Linked DNA regions of Homo sapiens: region 2 is linked to region 1. A link is a loop called in an ENCODE intact Hi-C map of the cell type or tissue named here. Cell type or tissue: heart right ventricle. All regions are shown on one strand. Links, peaks and the distances in the headings refer to the core of each region. The heading gives the core; the rest is flanking DNA.

Region 1 (11,687 bases), core at 1-8,000:
GCCACTTAGGAGGCTGAGGTGAGAGGACTGCTTGAGCCTGGGAGGCTGATGCTGCAGTAAGCCATGATCATACCACTGCATTCCAGCCTGAGAGACAAAGCGAGACCCTGTCTCGAAAAACAAACAAACAACAACAAAAACAACAACCCCATGGAATATCTATATTTGGGAGCTGGAGTAACTGCCAACATTTTCAGCCTCTCGAATTAATCACAGAATTAAAAGAATAAGCTTACAAACGCTATTTACTAATATTACTTATCAAGAAGTATATCCTAAAAATAGATACTTGGCTGGGCGTGGTGGCTCACGTCTGTAATCCCAGCACTTTGGGAAGCCACGGAGAGTGGATCACGAGGTCAGGAGATCAAGACTATCCTAGATAACATGGTGCAAAACCTGTCTCTACTAAAAATACAAAAAATTAGCCAGGTGTGGTGGCGGGCGCCTGTAGTCCCAGCTGCTCGGGAGGCTGAGGCAGGAGAATGGCATGAACCCAGGAGGCAGAGCCTGCAGTGAGCCGAGATCGCGCCACTGCACTCCAGCCTGGGCGAGAGTGAGATTCCGTCTCAAAAAAAAAAAAAAAATACAGATACTCATCCTCAATGTGATTACTTTTTAAATTAAAAATTAATATTTTGAAACTTGTTACTCACCTTATACTGACTCAGAGGATATTTTTCTAGGAAGTATTCATCACATCCACACACTTTTAAAATATACTTGCCCTGATATTCTAAAACACAGAGTTTTAGTTGTTCAGAGGATAGCAACATACTTCGAGTTTTTTTCCTGATTGCTTCAGCAATTACTTGTTCTGGTACACAGTCATGGTTGATTTTCAGAGTATACTTCTGCTTGTCATTATTTGGAGAAACTATTACCCAGATCACCACTATTATTTGCCCTATAACAGGAAAACATTAGATGCAATCACCATCTCTCTTTCATTTTTCAAGGGAGAAATTTCAACAAGTATTCACTATCATTACTTTATCCATATCAGAAATGCTTTTTAATCAGCCCAATTAAAACTAGGTAAATATCAGGTAGAAACAGAAAATGTTTATATCTGAGCGGGCTGCCAGATCATTCCCAAATCTCATGTTTTATGACAAGCACACAAAACTGTGATATGTGGGTCACAAGTACCTGAGACCAAGCTAATTTCCATTCTAAACTGTATGACATACTTCATGGGTACTGCCCCTATGAATAGTGATTCATGATGGTCTCAAAGGTTTGACAGTGCCTAAGGTGGAAGTTTTTGGTAACTATGGGAAGTAAAGAAAGAACCAATGGAGGTTTAAAGATGTTCAATTAGAATGACAGAAAATGTGAGGGAGGAAAGGTAAGAAAATTACGAGGGGAGAGGAAATGCATTGTCTAATTTTCTCCTTTTAAGATTAAGCCAGGAGTCCAAAAAAGAAGAAAAGAGAAAGATGAAGAAAACGGGAAGACAAACTATTTAGAGAGGTTTGGTTGTTCACAGTACATTTCTTTCAAGTTGTCTATATGTTGAAAATTTTTCACAAAGAATGTTCGGGAAAATGAAAAGAGCATTAAAATATATGCTAGAATAGAAAAGAATTTTGAAAGATCTTATGTTGCATTAAACTACTTTGAAAAATACGAATAGTAATAAGATGTCTTAACTTATTCTACTAACAGAATTTGATATTTAATAGTGTGTGAGAGTTAACTCAAATTGATAATTTTACTGTTACCCTGAAAAATATAGATATTTATCTGATACAATGACATGCATTTTGAAAACAATATAGTTTAGTTTCTTGTTCCCTTAATTCTAGAAACTAATATATTAAATATCAAAAATCTCCCTATATATTATCACCCATGATCAGAATTACTGCATTTAATACTTAAGAAAATTACTTATTTTTTTCTGGTGTATTTATGATATATAATAACAAGAATGTATAAAGTTTTCCCAAAATTTCATAAAATGTTTCTATTTATAGTTTTTATTTATGAAAAGATAATCAGCTCTAATTCTGAATCCTAAAAAATAGTAAATTTCAAACTCATACTTCTTCCGTTTTATAGACAATTTACCAAGAAATCAGTATCATATTCACACAAAAATTCAACCAATAAATATTGATTGTACATAATTTCTATTTAGCACTCAACTATATCTTGTCAGTATAAGCAGTCCCTGCCTTCAAGAAGCTTACTATCTAGCTGGAAAAAAAAAAAAAGACTATACAAAGATATAGACACAGGTAGAAGACTGCACTATAGTAATGATTAGAGTAGATTAGTCATTTTCTTACCTTTATCTAATTTATTATATATGTGCTTTGGCAATTCTGGTGAAGATTCTACATTTGGAGGATAGACATACATTGCTCTACTATGAGGTGAATTGAGGTCCCTAAGATCCACAGCTTCTTTACAAACGTTCAGAATATTTCTTCGGAAGTCCTGTACTTCTGGATCTTTAACCATATCAAATTCACACACTGGCATGCCGATAGCAAAACCTTTAATAAAATTACATAAAGAATATAACATTCTATTACATACACAGCATGAACATGTTTTTTTTGCAAACAGGGAACTCTGTAGATTTGGAAGATCACAATAAAGTAAAAAAAGTACCGCTAGGTTAAAACAAATTTTTGATGAATGCATATATATTAAAAGTTGACAGTCCTGAATATTTTTAATATATAAAAAATAATATATTCAGCAATTTAGAGCAAAGGCAGCAAACATTCCTATCAATCATTTTTAAAAGAATAACAACACTGAGATATAACAAATCTAAGTCATCCCACAAATGACATTTCTTAAATAAAACCTTATGGAATAATATCAAGGTGTTAAAAATAGTTCCATAGTTCGATAGTAAAACATACTTTAGATTTATGATTTTTATTTAGAAAGCTATTTAAGATTACGAAGGTATTGGTTTAGACAGAAATATTTTAGAAAGGGACAACAGTTAAGCTTTATGGTTATTTGCATTTTAGAATAGGATATTGTATCATACCAATTTCTCGATTGAGGATCTTTTCTTCACGGTTGCCTACTGGTTCAATTACTTTTAAAAAGGGTTGAAAAAGCCGAAGGTCACAAAGTCGTCTTGTTTCATCAAAAAATTCTTCCCTTTCTGCTTCTTGAGTAACACTTACGAAAATGTAAGAAGATTCATCTTGAAGAAGTTGATGGAGGGGGTATTTTCTTGCTTCTTTAAATAGTTCATGCTTTATGGTTATTAATGTAGCCTCACGGAGGCATTCTAAAGTCACTATCATTCCATTTGGTAGTAAACATTCTACTAGGATTCTTGGGGGCATCAAGTGGATGCCCCACAGTTCACCTGATGATGGTCGTGGAGGCATTGTTCTGATTCTTTGCAAGTTTTACATATAAAACTACTTTAAGGAATTAGATGTATGGTTGTCCCAAAGCAGAAACCTAAATCAAAGAAGGAAAACATATGTTAAAAGAGACACAACTACAGAAGAATACATTTATAACACTGCTAAAATGTAAAAACTCATTTTCCATAGTTTGACTTGATTAGGCTAAGTAGTAATAATTCATCTTAAGTATTCTAATCTAGACTGTTGCTCTAAATTAGGCTACAAAGAATTTATTTCAGCAGAGATTAGAAAAACCATTTGTATTTAATTAAATTTAATAAAGTCATTTAAGAAAACACTATATTTGAGTGGATTCTCTAAGGTTTCATCAAGACAGAGATGAGGCTATGGGAAGAATGAAAAGTAAGTTGCAATTCAACCCAAAATTCCCATTGCATATCACCTTTATCATTCTCTTCTATCTTACGGAAAAACAGAATTTAGGCCAGAAACAATCTTTCAGATCATGGGTCCACTGCTCTTATTTTAAAATAAGTAAAACCATGCCTAGAGAAGTCAAATCCTTTTCCTTTTTCACTCCCTGCCCTCAACCTGTAATAATGAGAAATTTTATGGCTTAGTCTTTTGTCTTTCTTAAATCAATCTTTGTAATTTTCCTTTTTCTTTTTGTATTGATTCTTATCTAGGTGATATCTTAGACATTCTGTTCTTAAAGTATGATTTAGGTATATAGTCACAATATTAGAAAGTGTCATCAATGAATTTTCCTTGAAGTATGACGATGAATTTGTAATGATCTATTTACTTTCTCAAATAAACCAGTCCTAATACTTCTGACTGAAATGAATCTACACATAAATAAGATCCATGACTCTCTCTGTTAGTGCAATGTTCCAATCAGTTTGTAATATTTTAAGAACTATTAAGTATTATTATGAGTTGAAGGCCCTTAATTTTTTTAGACATCAACAATCTTGGGGGGTCTTTTAGAAGATGTTATCAAAATCCATAAAACACAAGTTTACTTCTTGCTGTTTATATTTTCTTTTACTCAGTGAGCGAAACTGTAAGAGTATATCAAAAGGCAAAGTGAGAGATACCAAATAAGAAAAAAATGAAAGTTAAGCTAGAGACATGAATCAAAAAGGCCCAGATAACCTACTATATTTGATTAGTCTATCAGATATTGTAGGTAAGAGCTATAAATGACACTATTTGCTTATGCACCAAAAGTGCATTGGTGCTGTCCCCAGGACTATGTTGGATGTGGGAATCTAATGACGAATAAGATAGACATGGCCCTTGCCTTCACAAGACAAGGCAAAGAATATGAAGATTATGTGTATGCTGTGTGTAGGGTAATTACATTCACACTTACAAAACAGAATAAATGCTATCCTGGAGAAGTGCCAGGTTCTATAAAAGCACATAATGCGGTCATCAAGTTTGGGGTGGGATGGTTTCCCATAGTAGGAAACATAAACTTAATCCTTTAAAGATAAGTGGCTGGGCATGGTGGCTCACACCTGTAATCCTAGCATTTTGGGAGGCTGAGGTGGGCAGATCACGAGGTCAGGAGTTTGAGACCAGCCTGACCAACACGGTGAAACCCCGTCTCTACTAAAAATACAAAAGTTAGCTGGGCGTGGTGGCATGCACCTGTAATCCCACCTACTCAGGAGGCTGAAGCAGGAGAATCACTTAAACCTGGGAGGCAGAGGTTGCAGTGAGCCGAGATCGCTCCACTGCACTCCAGTCTGGGCGACAGAGCGAGACTCCATCAAAAAACAAAGAAAAAAAAAAGATAAGCAAGAGTTGAACAAACACAACAAGAAAGAAGAGAGGAAACCTGCCATCCCTGACTCCTCTCTCCATCTCACACCAATCAACATCTAACCCATCAACAAGCTTCGTTAATTCTCTCTTTATTCTGTCTACATTCTTCAAATACCACTCTTAGTACCTTGGGCCGGCCATCAATATTTCTTGTCTGGACCACTGCAAAGGCCTAAATGGTCTCCCTGAATTGATGCCTGCCCCCTATAATCCACCTCCACCTCATAGCCAGTGTGACTTAAAGAGAGCAAGAGGGCCTAATTTGATTAGACATTTATGCTGTACCAATTCTTGGTTGCAAACAAATAATTATGGTATGCTTCAGAGTTATAACACACAAAGGATGTGAAGAGTAGGAATAGCAGAAATTATTAGCCTTTTTAGCCCCCACGAAAATACAGAAATTAACAGGAAACAATGAAGAATATAAGAAAAATATTTTTTGATAGTTGAAACTATTTTTCTTCAAACTTATAAAAGAGATCCACTGAAATTATAGAATTTAAAATAATTGTCCTTTTTCCTACATGTCAAAAATTTCATTGGCTAGTAAAAAGACCAGATGGATCAATCTGTATGAACAATTATAGAAGTGACTTAAATTTTTTTAAGCCTACAAAAAATCTGAAGAATGCAAGGGAAAACGCCAAATGACTACTTTTAAATGATGACATGCCTGCATAAAAAAGTTCAAATGAAAACAAAACCAAAACCACAAGCCACACAAAAACAGCAGCTGTGTTTATGATTTTTCTCTGCTGAATGGCACTGACAGGTCTCTATTATGGAACTACCAGAGCAACTATTTTATATAATAAATAACAACCCACAGGGAACCCTCATATGTTCCCTAAGTATTACCAAGAAAGAAACCTAGTTACTATAGTAGACAGATCACTGGTTTTATTCCTTATTCTACTGTAGTATATTTATGGGTAATTAACTATTAAATACTCAAGACACACCCTTTTCATTAAGAGAATAAATGTGATTATGGTAATAAAACACTTGTTGATCCTGGAAGGCAGGCACTGGTTGACATTCTGGTAGACAGAATGACAGCTTTTTTATTTGTCAGATGGTTTTTGTCTTCTCATGCCAGGCCTTATTCTGTACAAACCATTACCCCCAGGGTTCACATAAAGTGTAGAAGTGGCAAATGGAACTAACATTTGCTTTTTTAGTATGTACCATGTACATGGGTGGGCAGTAACACTTTTGAGGTAGATATTATCATTTTACATATGAGAAAACTGAAGATCAGAAGTGAAGTCACTTGCCTCCAATAAATGGATTTTGAATCCAGGTCTAGATTATTTTAAAGCCCATATTATAACCATGCTGTTATTTGGACTTCAGTTATGGCCAGGCAATATTCCCCAGTAGTGAATAAGAGAATGAGCTCTAATTTGAATCTACACTAGATTCAAATTTTGGCCCCCTTAGTCTATAGTTGTATGGCCTTGGGTAGTTTAATTTATCTCAATGAATCTCATTTTTCCCATTTGTGAAATTGGGATAATAATGGCATCTACTTCACTGGACTGTTGTGAAGATAGATGAAGTGATATATGAAAAATATGTAAGCACAGAGATCAGCACACAGCAAGCACCTAATAAATGTTAAACATTAGCAATAAACTTGTAAAGTATTGCCAACATTATCTTTTCAAGCTTATTAGGAATTATACAGTGCTGGCACCAGATGGGGAAGGAAACGGTTTTTGTTGTTGTTTTTTTTTTTCACCGAGAAGGCAAGTAAATAAGGAGCTTCATAAAGAAGTTAGATTTCAAGTGCTAATACCTGAAGGTGGCAAGGCTCACACACAAGCCTGGAAGAGTACTGAGTGGCTCAGATGCCGGTGCTTTCCCAGCTGCTTCCAGTTCCCCAGATTCCCAAGATTCCTATTGAAATGTTATAGCTATCTACAGCGTAGGTGTCAGGAATCCCTTGTTATCTGTCTCTACCCTGTGTTTTTTTTTTTTTTTTTTGAGAAGTACCTGCTTAATGTCAGGCTCTAGGCTAAGTATGGCACAAAAACAAAGGTTAAAAAGATGCCTTCCCTTCCACAGTTAAGGGTCTCATAGTTTACTGGGGAACGACTTTAACAATGTGATAACTGTTACAAGACAGAATATGAACAATGGAAAAGCCTGAGGAGATTAGGGAAGGCTTCAGAGAGGTAAAGTTTCAGTAGAATATTACAGATTAAAAATTTCACAGAAAGGGTATGGCCTGATGTAAGAGAGCCTATAGACAGGTGTTCTAGGTTGCCACAAGAGAGTGTGTATAAAGTCAGACCATGAAAGAATGCGGCCTGTTCCTAGCAATACAAGCTGTTTTTCATTACTTGAGTCTAAAGTGCATGGGAACAGGTGGAGTATGTGACAAAGAAGGAGAGGCAAAAGGTAGGTAGGGGCCAGATGTAAAACCATGTTAGAGTTTGAATTTTATGTTGTACACCGTTAGTAAAAAGGAGACTCTGGGCTGGGGGTTGTGGCTCACACCTGTAATCCCAGCACTTTGGGAGGCTGAGGCAGCAGGATCCCTTGAGCTGAGGAGTTCGAGACCAGCCTGGGCTCAAGACCCCATCTCTACAAAAAAACAAACAAATTAGCTAGGTGTGGTGGCACATGCCTATGGTCCCAGGTACTCAGGAGGCTGAGGTGGGAGGATCATTTTAGCCTGGGAGGTCAAGGCTGCAGCAAGCCGTGATGGCACCACTGCATTCCAGCCTGGGCAACAGAGCAAGACCCTGTCTCCAAAAAAAATAAAATAAAATAAATTCTCTGAAGTATTTTGAGCTAAAAATGACATGATGCTTTTAAAATGATTTTTAAATTCTCTCAGATTTCTTTAAAAATTGCTTTTCAAGTGTAGGTTATAATCAAATGAACATTAAAGTGTAAAAATTACATATTCTCAATTGTCTAGAGAAAAATCCCTAAAATTAAGAAATCAGAATATATAACATTTTAAATAAAAGGGCCTTTAGACTACAGAAAAAATTAAATACCAATAAAGAGGATGGGATTATTAAATTTAAAGCAATGGGGGGATAAATCACTATAAAATTATGAAATCATAATGTAGCTTGGAGGTTTGAGGTCACAGAATTAAAAATGTATTTACTAAAAATAAAACACTTTAAGGGTCAAGAAACCACTCTATTGAGGTTTTGAGTTCAGAATGCCAGGACTAAAGATTCATATGCATACTGACAAATCACTACTATCTGGAACTCTTAAGAGTAAATAAATTGGTTTTGCTTATCCTAATTTTCTACATATCGAAATAAGTTATTTCAATTTGAAGACTGTTCAAAATAGAGCAGTCCCATTTGCTTAGAAGAGTGTGTGTGCGTGTGCACAATTCACAATTTACCTTTTTGATGAATTATAGTCCTCATTACAAGCACCAATTACTGTGTTATATTAAAACACAAACAGCAAAACTCTTCAGGATTATTGAGAAATTTGGTGGAGACTTGGGGGTACATTTCTGGTCCTAAAACCAACAACCCCAGGTTGCTGAATGCCTCCCATTTCTTTGTTTTCTAGCAATCAATGGTCACTTCTCAGCGAAGGCCAACCTGCCTGATTACAGTAGCATCTCCTTCTTCTAGTCAGCATTGACATGTGACCACCATTTTACAAACTATAAACTAAAGGCCAACAGACCAAAAGATAATACAAGAGGCTCTGCTGTATGACCTTAGGAGCACAAAATATATGACAACAGATGCCTCGATCATCAGAGATTTTTGTTTACTTCTTGCTTCTGGTGTTAAAATTACTGTTAAAAGTTACTGTATTTAGGAAGGAAGTACTTAAAAATCTTTTGGTTCTCAGAAGGCCTGAACCTGTGTTAACTTGTTGGTATGGACTGGGTCTGCATCAGCAGTCCAACTGAGTAGACAGTACTACCCAGCAGAAGTAACGACGCCTTTAAGAACAACGTTAAGTAGCAGAAATAAAGAGTAAAAAACAGTATCAGATTCTCCATTGTCATTTGACTTTTATACTGGAAGGTTTCTTAATTCATTGGGCAATTCACTATTTTGAACACTTGATGTGTACTCTTTCAGACCAAGAAGACAATGACATCTTGACAGTTCGATTTTTAATCCCTAGATTGAAAGCCTTTCTATATTTACATTAGAACTCTATTTCTAGATTTCATTAGTTAAGGCAAGGGTCGTCAAAGCATGACCCACAGGCCAAATCCAACTCACCACTTGCTTTTGTAAATAAAGTTTTATTGGAACACAGGTAACAAACTGTGTTTACATAATGTCAACAATACTTTTGCACTGCAACAACAGAGTTGAGCAGATGCTATAGAGACCATATGGCCTGCAAAGCCTAAAATATTACTATCTGGCATCTTGCAGAAAAAAAGTTTGCTGATCCCTGTAATGTATTAGAATTACCTGGTATCAACCGCATAAGTGCCCAGTGGCTAAGAAGTTATCCCAAACCCTGCCTCTGCAAACTACAGTCCTATACAGTGTCAACCTAAGTTCTTTAAGCCCTTAAGTTAAAATCTTGAAATAGGAAAGTATCTCAGAAGTGATTTAAGTGGGTACTTTCATTGCTGGGAGCTTACTGCCTGACAGGGAACTTTTTGTGGAGTAATTCTGAAGTTATCCCTAAACATAGTTACTCCTAAATTATCTTGTTCATTCCCTCAGTTCCACTTTCTCTATCTCATCACATACTTGAAAGCTATTAGAATTTCCCCTGGGTCTTTTTCCACCAATTCCTTCAACCATAATTCAGGCAAGATAGTTTACCATCTCATTTTTGCCATCATTGGATATGCCCTTTTGCTAATATTCATCTCAAAATGTGGCAATGAAAATCTACTACAATATTCTGGAATCAGTATTTCCAAGGCAGAGTACAGAAAACTATTACTTGACTATGGATTACCAGTCTCTATAAATACAGCCTAAGATGTTTTCTGGCTTAACTACTTTAAAATATGCAGAAAGTATATTTTATATATTTCAGTTCAGGTTTCAATTTCAAAAGTGTATTATGTTTAAAATACTTATGTTTTTAGGCCAGGCGTGGTGGCTCATGCCTGTAATCCTAGCACTTTGGGAGGCTGAGGAGGGCAGATCACCTGAGGTCAAGAGTTTGAGACCAGCCTGGCTAACATGGTGAAACCCCGTCTCTACTAAAAATACAAAAATTAGCTGGGCCCTGGTGGCGGGAGCCTGTAATCCCAGCTACTTGGGAGGCTGAGGCAAGAGAATTGTTTGAACCTGGGAGGCAGAGGTTGCAGTGAGCCGAGACTGCGCCATTGCACTCTAGCCTGGGCAACAAGAGCGAAACTCCATCTCAAAAAACAAAACAAAACAAAACAAAACACCAAATACTTATGTTTTTAAAACATCGATATTGTACCTGCATTAAAAAGTCATTAAAAATAAGAAAGAAAGTTATTTTGAAGCATACCTCAGCACAATTGGCACAACTGGCAGCCTGAGCAATGCAAACAGCCACAATTTGCTAAAATAAGCAGCTTGTATTTTCTAGTTATTTATGTTCCACAAGTATAGAAGCTGTTTAAATGTTTGCTGAATGACCAACAGTTTGTAAAACAAGTTTTACCCATACTTTTAGATATATGTTCACAGAACATTTTCCACTCTCATTTTTGGATAGAGCCAACAGAAAAAAATAGTTTTGTGGCTAACTCAGTTACATCTCTTTATTTGCTCATGTTAGGGGTCAGGAAACTATACCCCAAAGTATGACACTTTGACATGATGAGTTCTTTGAACTAAAAAAGCAGCATCAGAACCAAGGTCTGACATTCCCCTGTACCTCTGTCTCTTCATCTTCTCTCCTCAAGTGAAGAAAGGGCTTTCTCTGAAGTTTCCCTTATCAAGACGGAAGTTCCTCCAGAAGGAATGGAATTGTGAACCCCATCTCTGGAATTTACATTAACTCCTATCACAGGAGAGGAGACTAGAGGTCCGCACACCCAAGACACCAGGCCCATACAGACTTTTCACCTATTCTTCTGAGGGCTACTATCTGAGAGACTTTATCCGCAGAGCAAGACAATTTTCGTTCACAGTACAGTTCTTCCCCTCACCCTCCAGGAGCCTTAAGCCCATATTTGTTTCTGTAGCTAAAAGTACTATTTAAGCTTCAGCCGTCTGGCCCTTATCTGAGTCTCATACTTTGTAGGACCCCTATGCATATGCATACGATACATTTACATGCCTTTTCTCCTGTTAATCTGTCTACTGTCAAGTTTATTTCTTGGACTCAAATACTGAGCCTCCAGAGGAGACAGAGACGGTTCTTTCACCCCCCTACAACCCATTAACGAGAGAGAGAGAGAAAAAAAAAGCTTTTCTGATTTTTAAATTACCAAATGAATCTTTAGTCTGATTTGGAACAGGAGAACAAAACTTCCCTCTACATTTGCTACAGAAACAACATGATTCAAATCTGGGTTAATAATTCAATGGT
Region 2 (12,085 bases), core at 1,306-9,305, 1.1 Mb after region 1:
CCAAGTTCATCTCCAAAGGGAAGTGGGGAAAGAAGGCAGAAAGCGATATGAGGAGGAGGAATGGAATTGTGCAATGGGATGTTGAAATCTGCCTCTAGGAAGCATCCTAGACTATCTAATGTCTGTAGACATCCTTTCATTACTTCTTCCATCTGCTGCTTTTTAGGCTGCAGTTTTCTCAGAACAAATACCCTGAAAGCTTTTACACATTCTCTATTACATGCAGTACATATAGAGAGCTACCAGAGAAGGCTTTGTAGCTACAAGAAGAATGAAATAGCATCTATTCTATTACTGCCTTTTAGTCTTCTTTCCAGTTCTCTAATTTCTTTTTTAACTGGGGAGATGGGAAGGAGGAGTAGAAGTTGTATCAGTAATAAAGGATTCTAATAAGAATCCATTTCATTGATCCATAAAGTAAAACCAAGATTATCTCATCTATCTTCTTCATATAACAATTGCACTTTATTAAGTTTTGAATATATTCCAGGTGCTTTACATACATTATCTTTAATCCTTATAACAACATGGTAAGGTACCTATTTTAATCTCTGTCCTATAGATAAGAAAACTTTGGCGGGAAAACTTAATTAACTTATTCAAATATACAGAGCTAATAAGTAATAGGGTTAGTATAAATCCCAGTGTTATCTGACTCTGTAACCCACATTTTTTTCCTTTATTTCTTTCCCTTCCTTCCTTCCTCTCTCCCTCCCTTCCTTCCTTTCTCCTTCCCTTCCTTCCTTCCTCTCTCCTTCCCTTCATTCCTCTCTCCCTCCCCCCTTCTTTCCTTCCTTCCTTCCTCTTTTACTTTATTTTTCTTTCTTTATGTGTCTAAAATTATTTTCAAATGTCACAATATTACACAATGTGATGAATGCATATATTCTTATTGGGTATAATTCATACTATGCAAATTATGAATTGTAAATGTGGAAATCCATTTTACATAAATTCCTTTACTCAAATATCCAATCCTAATAGCTTCCCCAGTAGGGACCAGTTTCCTTTCTTTGTTTAATCTTTATTTTAAGTTTAGGGATACAAGTGTAGGTTTGTTACATAGATAAACTTGTGTCATGGAGGTTTGTTGTACAGATTGTTTCATCATCTAGGTACTAAGTCTAGTACCCATTAAGTATTTCTCCTGATCCTATCCCTCCTCCCACCCTCCACCCTCCAAAAGTCCCCAGTGTGTGTTGTTCCCCTCTGTGTGTCCATTTGTTCTCATCATTTAGCTCCCACTTTCAAGTGAGAACGTGCAGTATTTGGTTTTCTGTTTCTGTGTTAGTTTGTGTATTAGTTTGTTTTCATACTGCTGATAAAGACATACCCGAGACTGGGCAATTTACAAAAGAAATAAGTTTATTGGACTCACAGCTCCATGTGGCTGGGGAGGCCTCACAATCATGGCTGAAGGCAAAAGGTACTTCTTACATGGCAGCCACAAGGAACAGAAGCTTGTGCAGGGAAACTCCCATTTTTAAAACCATCAGATCTCATGAGACCCATTCACTATCACAGCACAGGAAAGACCCGCCCCCGGAATTCAATAATTCAATCATCTCCCACCAGTTCCCTCCCATAACACATGGAAATTACAAGATGAGATTTGGTTGGGGACACAGAGCCAAACTATATCAGTTTGCTAAGAATAATGGCTTTTAGCTCCATCCATGTCCTTGCAAAGGACATGATTTAGTTCTTTTTTTGCCTACATAGTATTCCATGGTGTGTATATACCACATTTTCTTTATCCAGTCTATCATTGATGGACTTTTAGATTGATTGCATGCCTTTGCTATTGTGGATAGTGCTGCAATGAACATATGTGTGCATGTGTCTTTATAATAGAATGATTAATATTTATTTTGGTATATACCCAGTAATTTCTGGGTCAAATGGTATTTCTGTCTTTAGGTCTTTGAGGAATTGCCATGCTATCTTCCACAATGGCTGAACTAATTTACACTCCCAACAACAGTGTATAACTGTTCCTTTTTCTCTACAACCTGACCACCATCTGTTATTTTTTGACGTTTTAACAGTAACCATTCTGACTGGTGTTAGAAGTGTCTCATTGCGGTTTTGATTTGCATTTCTCTAATGGTCAGTGATGATAAGCTTTTTTTCACATGATTGTTGACTGCTTGCATGTATGTCTTCTTTTGAAAGTGTCTATTTATGTCCTTTGCCACTTTTTTATGGGGTTTGTTTTCATGCATATTTATTTAAGAGCCTTATAGATGCTGGATATTAGACCTTTGTCAGATGTATAGGTTGCAAAACTTTTCTCCCACTCTTTAGGTTGTCTTTTACTCTGTAGATAGCTTCTTCTACTGTGAAGAAACTCATTTAATTAGATCCCATTTATCAATTTTTGCTTTTGTTGCAATTGCTTTTGGTGGCTTTCTCATGAAATCTTTGCCTGTACCTATGTCCTGAATGGTATTGCTTTGGTTGTCTTCCAGGGTTTTTATAGTTTTGGGTTTTACATTTAATTCTTAACCCATCTTGAATTCATTTTTGCATATGATTTAAGGAAGGGGTCCAGTTTTAGTCTTCTGCATATGGCTAGCCAGTTATCCAAGTACCATTTATTGAATAGAAAATCCTTTCCTCATTGCTTGTTTTTGTCAGGTCTGTCAAAGGTCAGATAGTTGTAGGTGTGCAATCTTACTTCTGGGTTCTCTATGCTGTTCCATTGGTCCACGTATCTGTTCTTGTACCAATACCATGCTGTTTTGGTTACCATAACAGTGTAGTATAGTTTGAAGTCAGAGCATGATGCCTCAACCTTTGTTTTTTTGCTTAGCATTGCCTTGGCCATTCAGGCTCATTTTTTGTTCCATACACTTTTTAAAATAGTTATTTTTCTAGTCCTGTGAGAATGACAATGGTGGTTTAATGGGAATAGCATTGAATCTGTAAGTTGCTTTGGGCAGTATGGCCATTTTAACAATATTGATTCTTCCTGTTCATGAGCATGGAATGTTTTTCCACTTGTTTGTGTCATGTCTGCTTTCTTTGAGCAGTGGTTTGTAGTTCTCCTTGTAGAGATCTTTCACCTCCCTAGTTAGCTATATTCCTATGTATTTTATGCTTTTTGTTGCAATTCTGAATGGGAGTTTGTTCATGATTTGGCTCTTGGCTTGACTCTTTTTAGTGTATAGAAATGCTAGTGATTTTGGCAGGTCGATTTTGTATGCTGAGACTGCTGAAGTTGTCTGTCAGCTTAAAATGCTTTGGGGCTGAGACAATGGGGTTTTCTGGATATAGGATCATATCACCTGCAAACAGGATAGTTTGGCTTCCTCTTTTCCTATTTGAATGCCTTTATTTCTTTGTCTTGCCTGATTTCTTTGACCAGAGCTTCCAATACTATGTTGAATAGGAGTGGTGAAAGAGGGCTTCCTTGTATTGTGCCAGTTTTCAGGGGGAATGCTTCCAGCTTTTGACTATTCATTATGATGTTGGCTATGGGTTTGTAATGTATGGGTCTTACTATTTTGAGATATGTTCCTTCAGTACCTAGCTTATTAAGAGTTTTTAACATGAAGTGATGTTGAATTTTATCAAAGGCCTTTTATGCCTCTATTAGGATAATCATATGGTTTTTGTCTTTAGTTCTGCTTATGTGATGAATCACATTTATTGATTTGCATACATTGAACCATCCTTGCATCTGGGGATGAAGCCTACTTGAATGCAGTGTATAAGCTTTTTGATGTGCTGCTGGAGTTGGTTTGCCAGTATTTTGTTGAGCATTTTTGCATCAATGTTCATCAAGGATATTGGCCGGAAGTTTTCTCCTTTCATTTTCTCTTTACCAGGGTTTGGTATCAGGATGATGCTGGCTCCATAGAGTAAGTTAGGAAGAAGTCCCTCCTTTAAAAAAGATTTTTTTTAAATCATTTCAGTAGGAATGGTACCAGCTTTTTCCTTGTACAACTTGTAGAATTCAGCTGTGAATCCATCTGGTCCAGGGCTTTTTTTGGTTGGTAGGCTATTTATTACTGCCTCAATTTCAGAACTCATTATTGGTCTGTTCAGGGATTCAATTTCTTCCTGGTTCAGTCTCGGGAGAGTGTATGTGTCCAGGAATTTATCCATATCTTCTACATTTTCTAGTTTATGTTCATAAAGTTGTTTATAATATTATCTGATAGTTGTTTATATTTCTGTGAGATCAGTGGTAATATTCCCCTTATTTTTCTGATTGTGTTTATTTGAATCTTCTATCTTTTCTTCTTTATTAGTCTAGCTGGCTGTCTATTTTATTAAATTTTTTCAAAAAACCAACTCCTCGATTTATTGATCTTTTAATGGTTTTTAGTGTCTCTTTCTCCTGCAGTTTAGCTCTGATTTTGGTTATTACTTGTCTTCTGCTATCTTTGGGATTTGTTTGTTCTTGCTTCTGTAGTTCTTTTAGTTTTGATGTTAGGTTGTTAACTTGAGATCTTTCTACCTTTTCAATGTGGGCAGTTAGTGCTATAAATTTCCCTCTTAACACTACCTTAGCTGTGTTCCAGAGATTCTAGTACATTGTATTTTTGTTCTTATTAGATTCAAATAACTCCTTGATTTCTGCCTTAATTTTGTTATTTACCCAAAAGTCATTCAGGTGTAGGTTATTCAATTTTTATGTAATTTTATATGGTTTTGAAGTGAATTTCTTAGTCTTGAGTTCTAATTTGATTGTGCTGTGGTCTGAGAGATTATTATGATTATAGTTATTTTGCATTTGCCTAGGAGTGTTTTACTTCCATTTTTGTAATCAATTTCAGAGTAAATGCCATGTGGCAATGAGAAGAATGTATATTCTGCTCTTTTTGGATGGATAGTTCTGCAAATATCTATCAGGTCCATTTGATCAAGTGCTGAGTTCAGGTTCTGAATATCTTTATTAATTTTCTGTCTTGATGATCACCCTAATATTTTCAGTGAAGTGCTGAAGTATCTCACTATTATTGTGTGTGAGTCTGTCTTTTTGAAGGTCTCTAAGAGCTTGCTTTATCAATCTAGGTGCTCCTGTGTTGGGTGCATGTATATTTAGGATAGACAGATATTTTTATTGAATTGAACCCTTTGCCATTATGTAATGCCCTTCTTTGTCTTTGTCGGTTTAAAGTCTGTTTTGTCGGAAACTAAGATTGCAACCTCTACTTTTTTCTGTTTTCCATTTTCTTGGTAGATTTTTCTCCATCCCTTTATTTTGAGCCTACATGTGTCATTGCATGTGAGATGGGGCACTTGAAGACAGCATACCAATGGGTCTTGGTTCTTTATCCAGTTTGCCACTCTGTGTCTTTTAATTGGAGCACTTAGCCCATTTACATTTAAGGTTAGTATTGATATGTGTGGATTTGATCCTATCATCATGATGTTAGCTGGTTATTCTGCAGACTTCTTTATGTGGTTGCTTTATAGTATCACTGGTCTGCCTCCTTAAACATGCTTTTGTAGAGGCTGGTAATGGCCTTTACTTTCTATATTTAAAGCTTCCTTTATGAGCTCTTGTAAGGCAGGTCTGGAGGTAATGAATTCCCTCAGCATTTGCTTGTCTGAAAAGGATCATATTTCTCCTTGGCTTATGAAGCTTAATTTGGCCAGATATAAAATTCTGGATTGGAATTTCTTTTTCTTAAGAATGTTGAATATTGCCTCTCAATCTCTTCTGGCTTGTAGGGTTTCTGCTGAGAGGTCCATTGTTAGTCTGATGTGTTTCCCTTTGTAGGTGACCTGGCCTTTCTCTCTAGCTGCCCTTAACATTTTTTCTTTCATTTTTACCTTGGGGAATCTGATGATTATGTGTCTCAAGGATGATATTCTCATAGAGTATCTTACTGAGGTTGTCTGCATTTCCTGAATTGAATGTTGGCCTGTCTAGCTTGGTTGAGATAGCTCTCATGGATGATATCTTGAAATATGTTTTACAAATTGGTTCCATTCTCTGCCAATCAGTCATAAATTCAGTTTCTTTACATAATCCCATATTTCTTGGAGGTTTTGTTCATTCTTTTTGATTCTTTTTTCTGTATTCTTATATATCTGTCTTATTTTACAAAGTTAGTCTTCAAGCTCTGAGATTCTTTCATCCACTTGGTCTATTCTGCTATTAATACTTGTAATCACATTATTAAGTTCTTGTAGTGTGTTTTTCAGCTCTGTCAGGTTGGTTGTGTTCTTCTTCAGGCTGGCTATTTTGTCTGTCAGCTCCCACAATGTTTTATGATTTTTACCTTCCTTGTATTGGGTTACAACATGATCCTTTAGCTCAGTGAAGTTCGATTTTATCTATATTCTGAATTCTACTTATGTCATTTCAGCCATCTCAGCCTCAGCCCAGTTCTGAACCCAAATGACTGATGCAGTCATTTGGAGGAAAGCGAGCACTCTGGCTTTTGAGTTTTCAGCATTCTTGCATTGATTCTTTCTCATCTTTGTAGGCTTATCTACCTTCAATCTTTGAGATTGCTTACCTTTCGATTTTTATTTTTTCTTTTACGGTCTGGCCACTTTTCCACAGGGCTGCTGTGGTTTGCTGGAGGTCCACTCCAGTCCCTAGTCACCTCAGATTTTCCAGTACCTGGAGGGATCACCAGTGAAGGCTGTGAGACAGCAAAGATGGCAGCCTGCCCCTTTCTCTGGGAGCTCCATCCTAGGGAGCTATGGACCTGTTGCCAGCCTGAACACACCTGTAGGAGGTGGCTGGAGACCTTAGTTAGGTGATCTCACTCAGTCAGCCAGAATGGGATTGGGAACCTGCTTAAAGAAGCAGTCTGGGCACACTTTCACAGAGTAGCTGTGCTGTACTGGAGTACAACTTCCACCCCCAGTCAGCTTGGGCTCTCCAAAGCCTGGAGGCTGGAATGGCTAAGTCACCCAAACAGGAAAGATTGTGACCCATTCATCCCTCTGAGAACTCTGTCCTAGGAAGTTTTCAAATCTCTTTTGGCCAGAGAACATCAGCAGGGGTGGCTAAGGGGTCCTAGTTCAGGGTGGGGGTCCCACTCAGTGAGGAGAAACATATTGGGGAACTACTTAAAGAAGCAGTTTGGCTACATTTTGGTAGAGCAGCTGTGCTATGTTGGGAGATCCCTTCCACCCACAGGCTGGAATGGCTGAGTTTTCCAAATAGTTAAGATGGCGTCCTGCTCCTCCCCACCCCTTGATTTCTTCCCCAAGTAGGTGCAACACTGCTCCTGGTAGCTGGCTGGAATTCCAAGACTGTGGGCTTTATCTTGTGAGATGTTGTGGAAATGAGGCCCGCAGATCATCACTGCTCAGCCCACTGAATTCAGCCTCTTTCGTAGTGGTACGTACAGAGGTCTAACCTCCCACTTTGCTGGAGTTGCTGTTACTTTTGCTGGGAAGCCCAGAGCAGGAATATGTAAAGCACCTAGGTCTCTCTGTGTGCACAAATGGCTGATCTGCCAAGACTCCACCTAGCTGTGTATATCATACTGAAGGCCCTGGTGGAGTGAGTTCACAAGAGGATCTCCTGACCCAAGGGTTGCAAGCGTCCATGGGAGAAGTGTGGTTTTCCAGGATCACATGTTCACTTACCACTTCCCTGGCAGGGGAGGTTCCCTTGGCTCCATGTCACTCCTGGGTGGGCCATCCTTTTGCCTTGCCTTTCTGTTCTCTGTGGGTCAAGTTGTTTCCTTGATTAGTCCCAATACAAGTACCTGGATGTTTCAGTTGAAGGTGCTGTATTTACTCCACCCTCTCATTCCTCTCTGTGAGAGCCACATACCCTAGCTGCTTGTAGTCAGCCATCTTGGCCACTGAGGGACAAGTTTCTAGAATTTTTAAAAACACATTTTGAAACACACACACACACTTCTGTTTGCTACATTGATGACTTGGGTATCAGTTTTTCTGTTTGGTTGAATATGGTGCTTTTTTATTATATGGATTTCCCCAAATGCTTGCTTCTTCTTGACTGACTATTGGATGTTTTGACCTAACCCTCATTATTCCTTTACAGCACAATGCTGCAGTTCATTTCACAGCTGAGAAAACCAGGAGCCAGACAGAATAAGGGACAGCCAAATTTATTGAGGTATTTAGTGCTAAAACAGTTAATAAATTCCATGTATCTGCTGATTCCTTGCCTAGTGCCTTTTCTAAAATGTAGCATGTTATTAATGGGAAGTCTTAGAAAATGTTTTAGCTTATTTTTAAATCTGACCTCTTTTAACATATCATATCCTATTTCTAGTCACATTTCTTTAGCTGAAAGACTTTGACATGCCTTGTGTCCTTGGCAGAAAACTCAGAAAAGCCCACTTATTCTTGTATTTTATTTGGAATAACTTCTAAAAGAATCCAGTACCTGGACATGTTCAACAAATAAAAATCTAGAACATTATAAAACTTTAGAAAAAAATCAAACCCAATTTCTTATTTTGTCAATTCAACAGGCAATGTGTGTGTGCTTACTAAATATTCATAAATGCTGAGATGTATTAAAAGTACATTTATACAAAACATCTAGGAAAATGAAGCCAAAACAGACTAATTCACTGGAAAAACCTCATGGGCCTACTCAACAGTGATATCAGGACTAGAGCTCATGTTTCCTGACTCAAAGTCCAATGTTCAACATCCATTTGATTTACAAGGGTGCTATTCTGCACAGCCTATAAAATATAGGCTGGACCAGCCTACTCACAGTATGTGCTCAACTGCATTCATTATCTTCCTTTGTAGTTTATAGAAAAAAGACAGTGCTAGTCATGAAATGTATAATGCACTTGTACCTTTTAAAGCTGAAGACGTTTATTTAGTTTGCTTTAAATTTGTAATCACAAAATAAATAGCAACATATTGAGGCAATGAGCTAGCTCCAGTGGCCTTGACTGATTTGCAACTCTCTCTCTTCCTCTTATAGAAAAAAATTCTGTGTTCCTGAAACTAGCATTTGTATGCAAGTTCAGTAAATCATACTGTCAACATTTTGTGACCATTCTTACTGAATTATATTAAATGCTTGACATTGTTTTGTAAACATGAACATACAAAAGTGTTCTAACTGGGCTGTTTAAGGATATGATTATCCCAGATTAAATGGGTAGAACACCTTTAATGCATTACTAGACATCTTGATCTCCTGATCAGAAACAGTATTTACTGATAATGCATCTTCATTAGCATAGAGATATGAATAAATATAATTGAAAAGGGGTTGGATTTGCCGTCAGACACCTTGGGTTTGAAAGAACCTTAGCCTTCACAAAGTCTTGGCTTACATATCTTAAAAATGGGGAAATGATATCCATTTCCTCTGAGTTTTTTAAGATTTAATTGAAATAATGCATGTGAAATTATCCTGACACATATAAGGAGTTTAACAAAGCTTAGTTTTATTTCCAGTTTGCTTAATGTTTGCTATTTTCAAAACCATTTTTTCCTAATAATGTAATAACTAGCTTTGACAGCACTGACAAAGCCATACACAACTCATGCATGCCCTTTCCCTGAAGACCAGCTTTCTCCATTAGCATCCGAACATGGCAAATCCAAATCTCTCCTAAAATCTTCTAAGTGATTTCAAAAGTCCTGTGTGCATTAGTCTGGATTGCTTGAGTATATATTGCACACTTAATTAAACCTGTTATTTCTGGAAACAAAAGCAAAACATTTAGGAAGAAATGGCTGAGAGAAACCATTGCTTTTCCAATAATGTGACATGTGAATAATTTAAGAAATCGTTTAAAGCCATGCTTTATTTCAATTGGTTTCTGAACCCCTTCATTTTCAGACTGTGCTTTTATTTTCTTCATCTACCATTTCTTTGTGCCACTTCTCTTTGAAGTTATCTGTTATCCTTAAAAAGGAACTGGATGGGAATTAACTTGCTTCTGACTATATCCATTTATCTACTTGAAGATCACTGTGGCAAACTATGAAAAATGTACTAGTTTTGAAAAATGACAAAGCTCCCAGGATCGAAAAGGTGCTTATCCTCTCACAGGAATCTATTTGTTCTGTTATTTTGCTTTCCTTGGCAGCTAGGGCTAGATTCTTCAAAGGGAGATGCAGATTCTATTTTTCTTTATCTTTCCTACCATGAAAATAATGCCTTGCTTCTGCATTGACAAGGTTTTGCATCAAAAGTCCTTTCCTATTTGCACTGCAAATAAAAATCACAACCCCATTGTAAATTGCTTTAACACCTTTTCAACAATCCAAACCTTATGAGGAAAGATATGCTGGCTATTGTGTGTACATTATAAATGCTGCACAGAGGTGTGTTTATAAGGAGGTTGTGTGTTTGATCTTCCATTCCTCAGTCCTTCCCTAGGTGTTATCAGCATGTAGAAAATGGAATCTATCTAATCTATTCTGACTGAATTAAATACACCAGATGTATTTCACTTTGAATTTCAATTGGTCCAGAACCTTTGTCTTAGCCACAGAAAGTCAGTAACTTAGCTGTTTTCTTTCCTCTTGTGTTATTTTCTTCGTGGTCCAAGACTCTGGACAAATATGATGCCAAATGCAGCTGCTCTTGGAACTCACGGCTTCCCAAACCTCAGGAGACACAGGTCAGTTTTCCCCAGAATTCTCTCATGTCCCATTCCCACAATGACATAAATCCCATGGAATCCTTCTACCTGGCTTGAGATAGAGAAGAATGAGTAAATGAAAGGATAACGCTAGAGCTTTCACATTAGATGGTCACATAACAAGAGACAAAAAATGGTCTTTCATTATCTGAGAAGTCTCTTGTATCTAGGCACAGGGTCACAATATTGGATGTTGACCACCTCTTTAAAAGTCCTGTATAGATGGTTTATCTTTTCCCATTAGAATGTTGGTGTCCTATCATTTATCATCTATCAACATTGAGATCTAAAAGGAAACTAACAAAAGTCTCATTAATATCTTGTAAATCATGCATAACTTTGATAAAATAAAAACTAAATTACGATAGATAAATGTTTAAAGAGTGAAAAACGAAGAATGATTGTAGACTTTGGTAGAAATTCCTATTGTGGCACAACTATGGGACTCTAGAAGATTTTTTCCTCTTGCTTTGATTAAAAGTGAAGTTTCGCATGAAATAGTGTGATATTTCATCTCTAGCTCCAAGGGAGGCTCTGTGGAGACTGTCGTTAACCAGTGTGGTCAGGCAAACCAGCAGCTTCCCTGATTAGTTCCTCCTGCTGTTCAGTATAGACAAAACTTCAATCACAGGATGTTCTGGAGAGCTTGAGTGTCCGTATTCCAACTGTGCTACCTAGAAAACTGTCAAGTGTCTGTAAATATTTTGCAGTTCCTTAGGAAAAAGTGTTAGCCTTCTAAAAAACAGCAGAGTGTGATTGGTCCTGCACCTAGCCCTGGTTCTTGGTGGACTTGGTTTGCTTGCTTATTCTTATCATTCCATCTGTCTGCTTAATCCCCTATCTGTCTCTGCTTCTCTCTTTATGTGGTATATGCCAAAGAGTACTGTTCTTCTGACACATTATCTTCCTCCTAGAATCTGCAAAAAATCACTGATTATCCTTGATTGACTCATTCATGACCTTAGAAGGGACTGGAAAGTCAGTCTCTGCACAGAAGAAATATGCCTGGATATGCAGCGGGGATGGAAACGGGATTCCCATATGTTATTCCTCAAAATTCTCAGAGTTGATCATCCTAATTTAACATTCCCTTTTTCTCACTCCCATTGCTGAGGTGAAAAAAGAAACTTAGTCATCATTACATTAATTCCAAGTGCTTTCTGATCATCTTGCCATTTTAACATGCTTTGTCCCATTTTCTCTCCCACATGGTGAGTTTGAGTCTTCTGAGAGAACTAACAACTTCAGAGCCTTGAAATGTGCATCCACCACACAAAACTATCTGTAAATACATTGTTTGTTTTGAACAAACCTTCTGTTCTTTTTCTATTTGATTAGTAAGAATAATCAAACATCTAAATAAAAATCATTGTCTGTTACCACTGGAGAGTGTCCAATCCAGTCACAGACAGCTTGGAAGGCTGGCAAAAGGCACCATGCATTGTGCTGGGGGACATCCAAGCCGGCATGGAGGGACCTGTGTGCCATCTGCCCTCACCACTTCTGCT

What was found. Peaks named below come from ENCODE experiments on the same cell type or tissue, not always from the same donor. Only the 100,000 strongest peaks of a DNase experiment are listed, where the experiment ranks them.
Region 2: it touches region 1 in a loop (18-fold over the local background); 1 of 110 quality-filtered maps calls a loop at or near these places.

What each region holds. Positions count from the first base shown.
Region 1 is chr3:179,190,510-179,202,196 of GRCh38, reverse strand. It overlaps PIK3CA (phosphatidylinositol-4,5-bisphosphate 3-kinase catalytic subunit alpha), which reads right to left. Exons shown (of 21, transcript NM_006218.4): 2 at 3,020-3,447; 3 at 2,298-2,507; 4 at 657-907. The coding sequence starts at 3,371. Among named protein-coding and RNA genes, the nearest start is that of PIK3CA, 48 kb to the right of the region's middle. In heart right ventricle, for the core only: no CTCF peak of the experiment used is centred there; no DNase peak of the experiment used is centred there; H3K27ac peaks cover 2,359 bases.
Region 2 is chr3:178,085,706-178,097,790 of GRCh38, reverse strand. No RefSeq gene overlaps it. Among named protein-coding and RNA genes, the nearest start is that of LINC02015, 270 kb to the right of the region's middle. In heart right ventricle, for the core only: no CTCF peak of the experiment used is centred there; no DNase peak of the experiment used is centred there.